Regions from separate parts of the Homo sapiens genome. Here region 1 is linked to region 2. A link is a loop called in an ENCODE intact Hi-C map of the cell type or tissue named here. Cell type or tissue: mammary epithelial cell. All regions are shown on one strand. Each heading gives the region's core, and the rest is flanking DNA. Links, peaks and the distances in the headings are about the cores only. Region 1 has its middle 21 kb from the start of RPRD1A. Region 2 has its middle 150 kb from the start of MIR187.

Region 1 (8,046 bases), core at 1,109-6,108, 330 kb before region 2:
AGTATGTATTTGTTAAATGATTGAGTGAATGATTATAATGGTAGTCTTCATAAACCTAAAAGGCTATCATGTGGAAGTAAAGTTAGGCTAATTTTATAAGAATTCAGAGAATAGAATTGGAACAATGGGTCCAGGCATGGGTGGCTCATGCCTGTAATCCCAGCACTTTAGGAGACCAAAGCAGGTGGATCACTTGAAGCCAAGAGTTTTAGACCAGCCTGGCCAACATGGTGAAACCCCATCTCTACTAAAAATACAACAATTAGCCGGGTGTGGTGGCACATGCCTGTAATTCCAGCTACTCAGAAGGCTGAGGCACGAAAATCACTTGAACCCAGGAGGCAAAGGTTGCGGTGAGTCAAGATCGTGCCACGGCACTCCAGCCTGGGTGACAGAGCAAGAATGTCTCAAAAAAAAAAAAAAAAAAAAAAGGATTGAGACACTGGGTAAAGTCAGACAGTCAGCAAGCTTCAGCTTACCATAAAAACTTTTTAAAAATGAGCCCCCCACCCCTGCAGGGAGATAAGTGTCAATTGCTTGAATTCTTTACAGAATCTGGAGGGGACATTGTAGAAGTGATTAAGGCACCACACGGAGTGCTAGAGCTAGATGTGATGGCCTCAGATTTCCTGAAGTTCTAGGAAGATCTGCCAATGCTTCCTTGGCCTTTCAGGGTGCTTCCTATGAAGATCTGAGCAAGAATCAGTCACTGGCTATCCTAAGATAAGGAAGAAGTTGTCCAGGCCTTTAGGATTTCGCAGAAGAGAAGTGAAGACAGATGTAGAAGCAAATATCTGCAGTGCAGTTCTTCAGGGCAGTTTTGAAGAAGTAGTTGCCACTGGGGCCAATTTTGCCCATATAAGACATTTGGTGATGTGTGGAGACATTTTTTATTGTCACAAGGAGTGAGGAGTTTGCTACTTACAAATAGTTAACAGAGGCCAGGTTGCTGCGAAGCATCCTCTAATGCACAGGACCACTTCCCACATCAAAGAATGATCTCTGGCAAAATCAGTCCAGGTTAAGCATTCCTAATCCAAAAATCCAAAATCTAAAATGCTCCAAAATTGGAAACATTTTTGCTGACATGATGCCACAAGTGGACAATCCATACCTGACTTTATATGATGATTTGCAGACAAAATGCAGGTGCACAACACACAGTTTATTTAACATCCCCAAGGGAAAAAAAGATTTTCCCAGGCCCCTTCAGTTTTGATACATCTTTTCCACACATGCCAGATGTGTATGTCATGTTTTACTATTAAGCACTTACATGTGAATAAGTGTAAGAAAATGATGGCTTATTGGTAGCGTATAAATTCAGAGCCAGGAATGATGGTAATGACAAGCAATCACAAATTGTCCACTTGGGTGACTAAAATAATGACACCTTTGCTTTCTGAGGGTTCAACTTGGTTTTATGCACAAAATCATTTAAAATATTGTATAAAATTACAGTACCTTCAGCATATATATAAAACATAAGTGAATTTTGTGTTTAGACTTGATCCCATCCCCAAGATATCTCATTATGTATATGCAAATGTTCCCAAATCCACAAAAAATCCAAAATCTTTAATACTTCTGGTCCCAATCATTTGCGGATTTTTGTTTGTTTGTTTGTTTTTAGAGGCAGGGTTTTACCATGTTGGCCAGGCTGGTCTCAAACTCCTGGTCTCGAGTCATCAGCCTACCTCGGCCTCCCAAAGTGCTGGGATTACAGGCTGAGCCACTGTGCCCCACACATTTAGGATAAGGGGAACAACTTGCAGTGCCAAGATTGAGAAACCATGGTTCAGAGGGATAGGTAAGAAGTTGTCAATACTCATAGAGAGGAATGGGTCATGCTGCTTCTAAGGGAAATGGGAAACAAATGGTCTTACAGAGGAGGTGATATCTGATGTGGGTTTTGAGGAGGAATAGGAAATCCTTGGTAAAGAAATGCTTACTATGTTCAGACACAATGGTTCAAGCCTGTAATTCCAGCACTTTGGGAGGTCAAGCCGGGTGGATCACTTGAGACCGGAAGATCAAGACCAGCCTCGCCAACATGTCGAAATCCTGTCTCTACTAAAAATACAAAAATTAGTCGGGCATGGTGGCACGTGCCTGTAATCCCAGCTACTTCAGTGGCTGAGGCAGGAGAATTGCTTGAACCCGGGAGGCGGAGGTTGCAGTGAGCCGAGATCACAGTACTGTTCTCCAGCCTGGGCGACACAGTGAGACACTGTCTCAAAAAAAAAAAATGCTTAATTTATTTTGGAAAAACATTCTCAAATATTTGCAGAGAATAAAATGCCTGGATATTGCTGCAAAATAATCCAGTAGGGACGGTGGTGGGTAAAACAGCAGAATTTGCCCAGGAATTGATAATTGTTGAAACTAGTGATGGATACATGGAAGTCCATTATACTTTTAACTTTGGTATATGCTTAGAAATTTCCATAATACAATTTCAAATTGAGTTTTCTTTTTTTTATTGTGGCAAAATATACATAACATAAAATTTATCATTTAAACCTTTTTCTGTTTGCTTGTTTTTTGAGACGGAGTCTTGCTCTGTCGCCCAGTCTGGAATGCAGTGGTGTGATCTCGCCTCACTGCAAGCTCCACCTCCCGGGCTTCAAGTGATTCTTCTGTCTCAGCCTCCCGAGTAGCTGGGACTACAGGCACATGCCACCACACCTGACTAATTTTTGTATTTTTAGTAGAGACAGGGGTCTCACTAAAATGTTAGCCAGGCTGATCTTGAACTCCTGACCTCAAGTGGTCTGCCTGCCTTGGCCTCCCAAAGTGCTGGGATTACAGGCATGAGCCACCATGTTCCGCCACCAGTTAAACCATTTTTAAGCGTACAACTCAGTGGCATTAAGTACATGCACAGTGTTGTGCAGCCATCACCACTATCTACTTCCAGAATGTTTTAATTATCTCAAACAGAAACTTTATACCCACTCAACAATAACTCTCTGTTCCCTCCCTCCCCTCTTCCCCCTACCATTGTTTAAGCTCTACTCTACCTTCTGCCTCTATGGATTTGCCTATTTGAGGTACCTCATGTAAGTGGAATCACACAAAATTTGTCCTTTTGTGTCTGGCTTATTTCACTTAGATAATGTTTTCAAGGTTCACTCATTTTTCACATGTATCAGAATTCCATTCCTTCCGTGTTTTCTTTCTTTCTTTTTTTTTTTTTGAGACAGAGTCTCACTCTGTCACCCAGGCTGGAGTGCAGTGGTATGATCTCGGCTCACTGCAACCTCTGCCTCCTGGGTTCAAGCAATTCTCCCTCCTGCCTCATCCTCCAGAGTAGCTGGGACTACAGGCATGTGCCAGCATGCCTGGCTAATTTTTGTATTTTTATTAGAGACAGTGTTTCACCACGTTGGCCGGGCCAGTTTCAAACTCCTGACCTCTCAGGTGATTCACCCAACTTGTCTTCCCAAAGGTTGGGATTACAGGCATGAGCCACCATGCCTGGCCAGAATTTCATTCTTTTAATGACTGAATAATTTTCCATTGAATGCACAGTCATGTGTCGCTTTATAACAAGAATATGTTTTTAAGAAATGTTCCAGGCCGGGCATGGTGGCTGATGTCTGTAATTCCAGCACATTAGGAGGCTGAGGCGGGAGGATGGCTTGAGCCAAGAAATTTGAGACCAGCCTGGGTAACATGATGAAACCCTGTCTCTACAAAAAATACAAAAATTAGCTGGGTGTGGTTGTGTTGCCTGTAGCCCCAGCTACTCGGGAGGCTGATATGGGAGGATCGCTTGAGCCTAGGAGGCAGAGGTTGTAATAAGCCAATATTTGCACTACTGCATTTCAGCCTGGGCAACAGAGTGAAACTCTGTCTGAAAAAAAAAAAAGAAACTATAAAAAAGAAAAAGAAAAGAAATGCACCATTAGGCAACTTTATCTTTGTCCAAATATCATACAGTGTACTTACACAAATCTAGATGATACAACTAGGCTATATCATATAGCCTACTGTTTTAGGCTACAAATCTGTATAGTATGTTATAGTACTGAACACTGTAGACAATTGTAACACAATGGTATTTGTGTATCTAAATCTTTCTAAATGTAGAGAAGGTACAGTAAAAATATGGTATGAAAGATTAAAAAATGGTACACCTGTATAGGGTACTTACCACGAATGGAGCTTGCAGGACTGGAAGTTGCCCTGGGTGAGTCAGAAAGTGAGTAGTGAGTGAATGTGAAGGCCTAGGACATTACTGTAGACTCTATAAATACTATACACTTAGGCTGCATTAAATGTGTAAAAATGATTTTTTTCTTGAATAATATATTAACCTTAGCTTACTGTACTTCATAAACGTTTAAATTATTTTTTGACTCTTGTGTTTTAAATACTTTTTTCAATAGTTTTTGGGGAACAGATGGTGTTTGGTTGCATGGGAAAGTTCTTTAGTGGTAATTTCTGAGATTTTGGTGCACCCATCACCCAAGCAGTGTACACTGTACACAATGTGTAGCCATCGGGTTTTTTGTTTTTGTTTTTGTTTTTGAGACAAGGGCTCACTTTGTCACCCAGGCTGGAGTGCAGTGGCATAATCTTGGCTTATTGCAACCTCCGCCTCCCAGGTTGAAGCGATTCTCCTGCCTCAGCCTCCCAAGTAGCTGGGATTATAGGCACCTGTCACCACGCCTGGCTAATTTTTGTATTTTTAGTAGAGATGAGGTTTCACCATGTTGGCCAGGCTGATCTCGAACTCCTGGCCTCAAGTGATCTGTCTGCCTTGGCCTCCCAAAGTTCTGGGATTACAGGCATTAGCCACCGTGCCAAGCAGCCACCATGCCCGGCTCCCAATGTGTAGCCTTTCATCCTTCACCCTCCCTTCCTGACCTTCCCCCAACAGTCCCCAAAGTCCATTATATCATTCTTACGCTTTTGTGTCCTCATAGCTTAGCTCCCTCTTACAAGTGAAAACATATGATATTTGGTTTTCCAACCCTGAATTACTTCCCTTAGAATAATGGTCTCCAACTTTATCCAGGTTGCTGCAGATGCCATTACTTCATTGCTTTTTATGGCTGAGTAGAATGCCACATTTTCTTTATCTACTCAGTTAGTGGGCGTTTAGGCTGATTCCATATTTTTACAATTGTAAATCGTGCTGCTATAAACATGCTTGTGCAAGTGTCTTTTTCATGTAATGACTTCTTTTTCTCTGGGTAGGTACCCAGTAGTGGGATTGCTGGATCAAATAGCAGTTCTACTTTTAGTTCTTCAAGGAATCTCCATACAGTTTTCCATAGTGATTGTACTAGTTTACATTCCCACAAGCAGTGTGAAAGTGTTCCCTTTTCACCACATCCACGATACCATCTGTTATTTTTTGATATTTAAATTATTGTCATTCTTGCAGAAGTAAGGTGGTTTCACATTGTGGTTTTGATTTGCATTTCCCTGATAATTAGTGATATTGAGCATTTTTTATATGTTTGTTGGCCATTTGCATATCTTCTTTTGAGACTTGGCTGTTCATGTCCTTTGCCCACTCTTTGAAGGGATTATTATTTTTTTTCTTGATGATTTGTTTGAGTTTCTTGTAGATTCTGGATATCAGTCCTTTGTTGGATGTATAGTTTGCTAATATTCTCTCCCACTCTGTGAGTTATCTTTTTACTCTGCTGATTATTTCTTTTCTTCTTCTTCTTTTTTTTTTTTTTTTTTTTTTTTGACAGTCTCACTCTGTCAACCAGACTGGAGTGCAGTGGTGGCACAATCTCAGCTCACTGCAACCTTAGTCTCCTGGGGTCAAGCGATTCTCATGCCTTAGCCTGCCAAGGAGCTGGGACTACAGGCATGAGCCACCACACCCTGTTAATTTTTGGAGTTTTAGTAGAGACGGGGCTTCGTCATATTGGCCAGGCTGGTCTCAAACTCCTGACCTCAAATGATCCACCTACCTTGGCCTCCCAAAGTGCCGGGATTACAGGAGTGAGCCACCGTGTCCAGCCTTCTGCTGATTATTTCTTTTGCTGTGCAGAAGCTTTTTAGTTTAATTAGGTCCCATTGTTATGGAATCATTGGAGTGTTGCTTTTTGGCTAGAAACCTCTGTGGCTGGTGGCACCTTTGCCCAAGTTTTGCTCAAACTCACTAGGCTCATTTTGCCCACTCAGCCTGGTAGGCTGCGCTCAGCTCACACTACCGGCCTGGATCACATGCCTCCCAAAGGCCCGGATCCCATGTCTGCTAAGGGTGAGTCAGGCATGGAACAGTGAGGGGTATGTGAGCAAGCATGGGGTCTGGCCACTGTGTACAGTCAGACATGCCAGCTGCTACAGCGGGGCAGGCGGCTCCACATGCTGGCATGGGCACCAGCTCTCTGCGAGGCTGTGGCCAGACCAGGCTCACTGCAAGCAGCTTCCATGGCTGGCAGTGGGGAACGTGGTGATACCCGGAAGCTTGGAGATGCCAGAAACCACAGAGCCCCAAAGAGGCAGTCATAGTTATGGCTCAGGGAGCTCCCAGGTATGGGCTCCCCGAAGGGCTGCAGCTCTTCTCTCCTTCTCTTTGCCTACAACACGGTGAGCAAGAGGCATGCTTCAGTCCTGTTTGTGCTACAGCTTTTTTACCCTTGACATTCAGCAAGTTCCAAGTTGTTGTCCTGCAACCAGGAAGAATGAGGTATGCAGGTAAGTGAAGGGTGAGCAAGATGAAAAGGAGCTTTATGAGCAATAGGACAATTCAGAGGAGCCCCGCAGGGAGCAGCTCCTTTCTGCATCCAGGGTGTCCTGTCAAATGTTCAGCTTTTAGCAGAGAGGGTAGCTCCTCTCTGCAGGCAGGTCATCCCAACAAGTGTTCAGCTCCCAGCAGAGAGGGTACCTCCCCTCTGCAGCTGGTCGTCTTGTCATCTGTCCAGCTCTGGCTGACCCCGGGGCTTTTATGGGCCTCAGAGGGGAGGAAGTGTGTGCTGATTGGTCCATGGGTGGCCATGGATGGGCCCAGAAAAAAGACACCACAAGTTTTCATTCCGGCGCTCAGGACTCGCAGCCCAGCCCCCAGCCTTCAAGCCCTCCCTGGCCTGAAGGTGGGGTCTCACTAGGGATCCACCCTTTTTCACCCAGAAGCCTGTCTCCCTCCTGCCACCATCCATGGCATCTAGGGTGCAGAGTGCGAGAGCTTGAGTCCTGCTCCTGGGAGGGTGGGCCTCCTGCTTGCACCATGGAGCATGCAGGCATCCCCAGCTGTGCCTCCATGCAGCCTGGGGTGGCAGCTCCAGGTCCTCGCTGGGCCCCTCTCTGCCCACCCCTCCATGCCCAACTGTGCTGCTCCCCCACAGCGGGGGGCTCCACCCAGCCCCATCATAGCAGCCTATCATGGCAGGCTCCAGGGAGCTCCCGCTGGTCCCTGATTCTAGCTGGCCTCAGGCCCAGCTCTGCCACCTCATCAGGCCTTCCCTGCAATGGCAGTAGGTGACAGCAGTGACGCAGGGCCAGGGTCCAGAGTGGCAGAGCCTCTGGGCCTGGAATAGGTCTTGCCTGGCCATGCAAGGGTGGGGGCAGTGCAGTTGGCTGCCTCAGGAACACTGGGCACAGGGGACCCACTGCTGCTGTTGCTGCTTTTGCAGCTGCTCCTGCCGCTACCACCCGCGCCCCCCCTCTGTAGCCCATGTGACAGCAGCGGCCACTCTAGATGGCCTGCATCTGCCATTACCATCTATTTATCTTTGTTTTTGTTGTATTTGTTTTTGGATTCTTGGTCGTGAACTCTTTGCCTAAGCAAATGTGTATAAGTTTTCCCGATGTTATCTTCTAGAATTTTTATGATTTCAGGTCTTAGATTGAAGTTTTTGATCCATCTTGAGTTGATTTTTTTGTATAAGGTGAGAGACGAAGAACCAGCTTCATTCTTCCTCATGTAGCTTCCCAATTATCCCAGTGCCATTTATTGAATAGGGTGTCCTTTCCCCACTTTATATTTTGGTTTGCTTTGTTGAAGATTAGTTGGCTATAAATATTTAGCTTTATTTCTGGGTTCTCTATTCTGTTTCATTGGTCTACTTGCCT
Region 2 (8,046 bases), core at 1,183-6,182:
GTGCCGTCTGTCACCCCTTTCTTTGACTAGGAAAGGGAACTCCCTGACCCCTTGCGCTTCCGGAGTGAGGCAATGCCTCGCCCTGCTTTGGCTCGTGCAACGGTGCGCTGCACCCACTGACCTGTGCCCACTGTCTGGCACTCCCTAGTGAGATGAACCCGGTACCTCAGATGGAAATGCAGAAATCACCCATCTTCTGCGTTGCTCACGCTGGGAGCTGTAGACCGGAGCTGTTCCTATTCGGCCATCTTGGCTCCTCCCCCCCTTCAATTTCCTTAATACACTGTTGTTTATTATTTCCTTCCTCCTGTTCACTTTGGGTTTATTTTGCTCTTTTCCTCCCTAGTCTCTTATGGCAGAAGCTTAAATTGTTGTTTTGATACATTTCTTGTTTTGTAATACAATCATTTAATGCAGCAAATTCCCTTCCCACTTTAGCTACATCCCACAAGTTTTGATATGTTACATAGTTATTTTCTTTCATTTCAATATATTTTCTGATTTCCCTTTTTTAAGTGTGTGGTTTGCTTTCTTATTGTTTAGAAATTTTCCTGTTATCCTTCTCTTATTGATTTCTAGTTTAATTCCATTATAGTCAGAAAACATACTTTGTATGATTTCAGTGCTTTTAAATTTAAGGTTGGATATGTTATTCACAATATGGCCTATCTTTGTAAATGTTCCATGTGCATTTGAAAAGAATGTGTAGTCTGCTGTTGTAGTGTGTAGTGTTCTGTAAATATGACTTAATTCAAGTTAGTTGATAGTGTTCCATTCTATCCTTGCCACTATTTCTATATATTACATAGAAAGGAGTGTTGCAATCTCCAAGTATTATTGTCAGCATGTCTACTCCTTTTATATTCTGACAATTTTTGTTTTCTGCATTTTGAAGCTCTATTCTCAAGTGCTCATACATTTAGAATTGTTGTGCTTTCCTGGTGATGAATTGATTTTTCTTTTTTTTTTAAAAAAAGTGTATTGAGGTAAAATATACATGTATAATTCACCATCTTTACCATTTTAAGTGTAAAATTCTGTGGTGATAAATAATTTACATTATTTTTCCCCTTCATTCCCCCTTCCCCTCTCCCCTCCCCCCTCCCCCCTCCCCAGCCTCTGGTAACCACCTATCTACTCTTCATCTCCATGAGATCTCTTCTTTGGCTCCCACAAGTGAGGACATGCAGTGTTTGTCTTTCTATGCTTTGCTTATTTCACTTAACATAATGGCCTCCAGTTCCATCCATGTTGTTGCAAATGGCAAGATTTCACTCTTTTTATGGATGAATAATATTCCATTGTGTATAGGTACATATTCTTTATCCATTCATCCATTAGTGGGCACTTAGGTTGATTCTGTATTCTGGATTTTGTAAATAGTGCTGCAATAAACATTAGAAGGCAGACATCTCTTTGATACATTGACCTCCTTTCTTTTGGATATATACCCTATAGTGGAATTGCTGAATCATGTGATAGTTCTATTTTTGGTTTTTTGAGGAAACTCTATACTGATCTCCATAGTGGCTGTGCTAATTTACATTCCCACCAACAGTGTACAAGGGTTCCCCTTTCTCCACATCCTTGTCAACATCTGTTATTGCCTGCCTTTTTGGTACAAGCTATTTTAAACAAGGTGAGATAATACCTCGTTGTGGTTTTGATTTGCACTTTCCTGATAATTAGTGATGTTGAACATTTTTTCATATACTTGTTGGCCATTTGTATATCTTCTTTTGAGAAATGTCAGTTCAGATCTTTTGCCGATTTTTATTTATTTTTAAATTTTTAATACTTTTTACTCTTTTAAAATATTTTTTTAACTGACACAGGGTCTTGTTCTTTTTTCACCCAGGCTGGAGTGCAGTGGCATCATCACTACTCACTGCAGCCTCAACCTTCTGGGCTCAAATGATCCACTACAGCTTCCCAAGGAGCTGGGAATACAGGTGCATGATGCCACTGCACCCAGCTACTTTTTTTTTTTTTTTTTTCAAGAGGTAGGGTCTTACTATGTTGCCTAGGCTGATCTTAAACTCCTGGGCTCAAGCTATCCTCTCGCCTTGGCCTCCCAAAATGCTAGGATTATAGGTGTAAGCCACAGTGCCCAGACACCCATTTTAAAATCAGATTATTTGTTTTATGCTATTGAGTTGTTTGAACTCTTTATATATTCTGGTTATTACTCTCTTGGCAGAGGGACAGTTTGCAAATATTTTTTTCCCATTTTGTAGGTTGCCTGTTCACCTTGTTTCATTTGCTGTGCAGAAGCTTTTTAACTTGATGTAATCTCCGTTGTCTATTTTTGCTTTGATTGCCTGGAGCTTTTCCTCAATGTTTTCTTCTAGTAGTTTCATAGTTTCAGGTTTTAGTCCTTTTAAATCTTTAATCCTTTTTGATTTGATTTTTGTGTATAGTGAGAGATAGGGATCTGGTTTCATTCTTCTGCATTTAGTTGTTCAGTTTTCTCAGCACCATTTATTGAAAAGACTGTCCTTTCCCTATTGCATATTCTGGGATCTTTTGTCAAAGATGAGTTGGTTATAAATGTGTGGATTTATATTTGGGTTCTCTATTATGTTCTATTGTTCTATGTGTCTGTTGTTATGCCAGTACCAGTGAATTAACTTTTCTACCAATATGTAATATCCCTTTTTAACCCTGGTAGTTTTCTTTGTTCTGAAGTCTACTTTGATATTAACATAGTAGTTTTGTTTCAGTTGGGGTCTTCAATGTGCAGTTTTTTTTTTTTTTTCCATAGTTTTTCTTTTTAACCTACCTATACTATAATATTTGAGGAGAGTTTCTTATAGAGAGCATGTACTTGAGTCATTTTTATAAAATTCATTCTGTCAATCTCTATCTTTTAATTGGTGTGTTTATGTCATTTACATGTAATGTAATTATTGATATGTTTGGATTCAGGTCTTCTAATTATTATTTATTTTCTACTTTTTTCTGTATTTTTAGTTCACCTTTTTTTTTTTCCTTTGTTTGGTTTACTTAAACTTCTTTTTTAGTATTCTAGTTTAAGTTATCTAGTGTGTGTGTTATTGGGTTTTTTTTTTCTTCTTCTTTTTTTGAGATGGAGTCTCTCTCTGTCACCCAGGCTGGAGTGCAGTGGTGCAATCTAGGCTCACTGCAACCCCTGCCTCCCAGGTTCAAGCAATTCTCCCACTTCAGCCTCCCAAGTAGCTGGGACTACAGGCATGCACCACCATGCCCAGCTAATTTTTGTATTTTTAGTAGAAACAGGGTTTCACCATGTTGGCCAGGGTGGTCTCAAACTCTTGACCTCAAGTGATCCACCTTCCTCAGCCTCCCAAAGTGTTGAGATTACAGGTGTGAGCCACCACTCCCGGCCTCTAGTGGGTTTTTGGCATTAACTCTTGGTGTAATTTTTCAGTGTTCTAAGGATTACAATATACATATTTGACTTTTTGTAGTCTATTTAGAATCGATATTTCACCATTTCAAGTGGAATATCAGAATCTTACCACCATATGGATCTCCTTACCTTCCTCCTCTTTTTGTTGTAATTGTCTCATGTATTACAGCTACATACTTTGAAACTTTTTAAAATGGTGTTAAAAATTTTTGCTTTTAATTGTCTTACATATTTTAAAGAACTCAACAAGAGAAGAATAACCTATTATACTTATCCAGATATTTGCCATTTCTGTTCTTGTTCATTTCTAATGTTCCACATTTCCTTCTGGTATCATTTTTTCTTCCCCTCTTACCTACCTAAACAATACCTGGTGGCCCAGCAGAGACAAAGAATCACAGCAAGAGAAAGAGAAATCAATTTAATTAAAGATTTAATGGCTGCAGGACTACTCAGAGGCAGTTCCTAGTATAACAGCGCCACCTGCTGGAAGAGAAGCCAAATAAACTTTTTTTTTGTTCCAAGGCAGCTGTGACCAAGCTCTTGCTGGAACTGAATGCCTGACGCGAGGATGCTTTGTGACTCTTTGGCCTGCCATCCCCATTTTGGGGTGTATCAACTCACTCAATGACTAAAAAAGTGAGAAGAGCCTAAGAGATCTCTCCGTTTAAAAGGAAATGGAGTATTCAAGAGCCAGTTGGCCTCTCCTTAGCAGCATCTTGGCAGCAATCCCTTTAGCGGAAACATTATCACCAACCATGCCCCCTAAAGCAAAGCTGCTGTAGGTGTTCAGCCTCAGCACCATCTCCATAAAACAATAAGTGAACATGATCACTCTGCTCAGTGGGCAGAACTCACTGCAGTCCTAATGCCCTCGCCAGTGCTTCCCGCAAAGAAATTTGCTACATGTTAACTAACTCTTACCTGGCACCAATGGCCTGGCCGTCTGCTCTGCTGCTGGGAAGACTCTAGACTGGAAGGTTACAGACATCCCTCTTTGGAGCAGCAAACTGGAAACAAATCGAGGCCGCTGATGGGCAGCTGGTGTCACAGATGTGGATGCCCTTGGTAAGGATTCTCTGACGAGACTGACTGGAATCAAACTGCTTGATAGATCCCTACCCGAATCCACATCCACGTTTTGGGGTGCCTTGAGCCCAGGCAGGGGAATCTCAGAGGAACAAGAGTGGTAAACTCACTGCTGGTGCTGAGATACTTCAGGCTTTGGTTTTCTTCCAAATGCATCTGCTGCTATTTACTTTTCCGAGTCTTCAGATGGCTGCTCCATGCGTGCCGCCCAGGGTTACAGCTGCCTTCGGTGGGATAGACAGGTCAGGATATGCTTGTTCCATCTCATCCAGAACTGGAACCAAGGGGAGGATTTTAGCAGGTGGAGAGGAGGCAAAAGGGCATTTCCAGGAGAACAGCAGCACTAGGCAAAGCACAAAGCTGAGAACATAGGACAGGCTCTGGGGGCAAGAATAGTTCATCTGGCTGGGTCCTGAGTGCGCAAGGAGAGCAGCAGGTGAGAAATCTGACAGAAGGGCTTGGCCTTAGCATGGGGCCTCAGGAAAGGAGAGTGGGCTTTGCTGGACAGCGTCCCCGGGAGTCACGGAGAGGATCCAAGCTGAGAAGTAGCTATGGCAGAGCTGTACTACGGGGCCTACACGTTGTCCCTCCACCTGGAACTCTTTGTTCTGCTCTTCCCCCAGCCAACTCTTTCTCATCCTTCAGGTTTCAGTGTAAGTCTCTTTCCTCAGGGAAGCCTACCTGACCTCTCACCACCTGCTCAGCTCAGACCGTGGCTCCCATAGAATACTAGATTTTTCCTTCGTGGTCCTTATCATGTTGTCAATTGTTTACTTAGTCATTTGCAATGATTTGTTTCACATCCATTTTCCCTGCCAGCCTGTGAGCATATTTCTTGTTTATTGCTAAGGGCATTTGATCAGCAAACTTGCAGGAAGAATGTGCTCTCTGCCCACCAGGGCATTAGGTGCCAACATTCCCAAGGACGAAGTATGTGACCTTTCCCCATGTTGTTAGCTTGTTGCCTGCACAGACCCTACATCCCAGTGTTCCTGGTCTAGCTGACAGGGGTTGTGTGTGGAGTGGAGGGAGAAGGGGCGGGTGGCAGAAAGACTGGGTCAGAATCCACTATAGTAGGCAAAGGAGTTGCCGGCCATGCTGTAACCAGGGCCTGAGGGGTGAGGCTACACTCAAGAGTGAAGCAAACACCACCCAGACTTTTTTGAGATCCTGGATATTGGGGAGCCCCAAAACAGGACCTTCTGACATTTGCCCACCTCCTGCAGGCTGCAGCGAGCCAGGCTGCCCAGTCTTCCTCTGGCAACTCAGAGGTACCATCACACTGGTGAGAGGAAGGGAACTGAGTGCCTCTTGAGCCAGGACAGAGCTGGGGCTTCAAGTTACTATTTCCAACGCTATTAGCACATGTGATGAGGGCCTAGGGGGTGCAAGGCTCACTCTGGGGTCACTGACTTGGGGATATGGCAGGGCCAGGACAGGGACTCCAGGTCTGTCTGCTTTGAAGCCCCGCTGAACTCCAGCAGGCCCCATGCCCCTCAGGAACCACCTTGGGGAGGGGGATCTGAATTCAGGGGCCACCTCAGCCAGCTCCTTCATCATCCTCTGTCTTCCACACCTGGAGCTCGTTTATGCCAGGGCCTTGGAAGAAGATAATGCAGGATGAGGACACAGCGTGCAAACCACCCGGCTGTGTCCCACACAGCCTCCTCCTGCCTCTTCACCTGTCTTGCATCCGCCTACAAGTCTAGTCGGTTCTGTTTGGTTTTTGCCTGATAGACCTTCAATGTCTGGCAATGTCTGTCAGTAATTACAGCCCACAATTCCCTAGCAAATTTATTTAGGAATGAATTATTTCACAGACTTCAATAACAGTAAATTGCTTATTCCTAGTGGGTTCTGAGGCATTCAGAGATGGGCTATACAAAGCCATGCTGATCCTCACTGTGGGAACCCTAGGTTCTTTCCAAGCGTCCCCCATCCTCTCCCACTCATCAGGAGCTATGGGCCTCCGTCAGGGTGTGGCCCCCAGCTGGCCAGGCCACAGACTGACCAAATCCTGTTGGATCATTTCAGCTGGAGATTCTTGAGGGGAAAATGTGTGATTTAATGGAAAACTATGAATTGTTTAGATCACACCCTGTAGGGGTATCTCACTGTGTGCTGTTTTACAAATCTATAAGTTGTAAATGACTGACAGCAAACAAAATAAGTCTTGCCTATGGACATGCAAATAAATTCTCTCTGGTGAAGGGATGACCCTGCCAATGTGGAGAAACCAGTTTGGGATCCACTTGTAAGTTCATTTTAATATTCCTGATATATAAATGTGTCTATTCTTTGGATTCTCCCTTGAACATGTTGAAACATCCTATAGGTTTCTGCCAGGCAAGTTGTCAGAGCCCTGGCAGTGGAGAGTGATTGGCTCACATATGGGAAAAGAATGTACCGACAGCAGAATAGGTTTGAAGAGGAAAGTTTTATTAAACAGAAAGAACACTGCAGCAGAGTATAGCAGGGCGCTTCAGCTAGACAAGACTGAGCGTGCCAAGGTGGATTTTCCTTAGGGGTATTTATGGACCTTAAAGTGGGAGCTTAAGGGTAATTTGGACCATATTAGCCATGTAGGTAATTTGGTGCCTTGATGTCGGCAAGTGTTGCACAATGAGTTTCAACATACATGCATTCCGGAGATGCATTAGAAATCCTAGTTACTTATACATGTTTTAGAAAGAAGCCTGGTGTCAGATTATGGCTTTAGAAAATAGGAAAGTCTAATTACTTCTGAGTTCCTTAAATAAAGAGTTTTGCCTCCAGATGGTCTGCTTGATGGACACCAGGTGACTTTGCTATCCTCACTTTCCTCACTAATAATGAGTTGAATAAAGTCTTTAACAATATTGATTTTATAACTGCCTTAGAATCATAATTTTACTTTTTGTTGAAAAGTATCCTTTAACACAAACTTAAGCAACCCCAGAGTTTCTGATGCATTGAGTCTGGGGTGGAGCCCAAGAACATGATGTCTAACAAGCCCATGGCTCAGGCTTTGAGGACTCTGTGTCATCTGAGGGTGTTCTTGAGGGTGGCAAGGGCTCTGCTGTGACAGGACATTGTCCTGGGTTAATGGGGTGTCTAACCCCCGGGACCCACAGAGTGTCTCCCAGATGCTGAAAGAAACTCTGTTCTGCAGCCAATGGAGGGGCTGGAGATGGGAGAATTGGGATCACAGAGCCAATGTCCCTTCCCCAATGCCCAGTGTGCAAGTTGGCCCAGGCTGTGTGCTTTCAAGCCATGCAACTATTGCTGATGAACTTAAGGCTGGGCCTTTCTGAGGTGGACATGAAGCCCAGGAAGGGTAGGTGAGCTGGGGCTGCAGCCTCATCACTTTCCCTGGACACCCTTGCTCTTTAACTCAGCAAGTGTGCAGCTCCAAGCAGCCCTCCCTTGAGCAAAGGGACATGTCATGTCACAGACTGGTTTTCGTGACTCTGCAGGACCTGGGACCCTCTGCAAGTGACAGAGAGGTGTCGCTGGGGGACTCTAATCCTGAAATTGCCTTTGCAAAAATTTTAACAGTGAGAAAACTATGACAGTGAAGGAGATGT

Evidence for each region. Peaks named below come from ENCODE experiments on the same cell type or tissue, not always from the same donor. Only the 100,000 strongest peaks of a DNase experiment are listed, where the experiment ranks them.
Region 1: a loop joins it to region 2, with 9 times the contacts of the local background. A loop is called at or near these places in 12 of 110 quality-filtered maps.

What each region holds. Positions count from the first base shown.
Region 1 is chr18:36,084,601-36,092,646 of GRCh38, reverse strand. No RefSeq gene overlaps it. Among named protein-coding and RNA genes, the nearest start is that of RPRD1A, 21 kb to the right of the region's middle. RefSeq lists enhancers at 5,782-6,335, 7,444-7,998. In mammary epithelial cell, for the core only: no CTCF peak of the experiment used is centred there; DNase peaks (open chromatin) are centred at 3,416 and 4,196; H3K27ac peaks cover 1,390 bases.
Region 2 is chr18:35,752,526-35,760,571 of GRCh38, reverse strand. No RefSeq gene overlaps it. Among named protein-coding and RNA genes, the nearest start is that of MIR187, 150 kb to the left of the region's middle. RefSeq lists an enhancer at 3,733-4,027. In mammary epithelial cell, for the core only: a CTCF peak has its summit at 3,871 (motif pointing left); no DNase peak of the experiment used is centred there.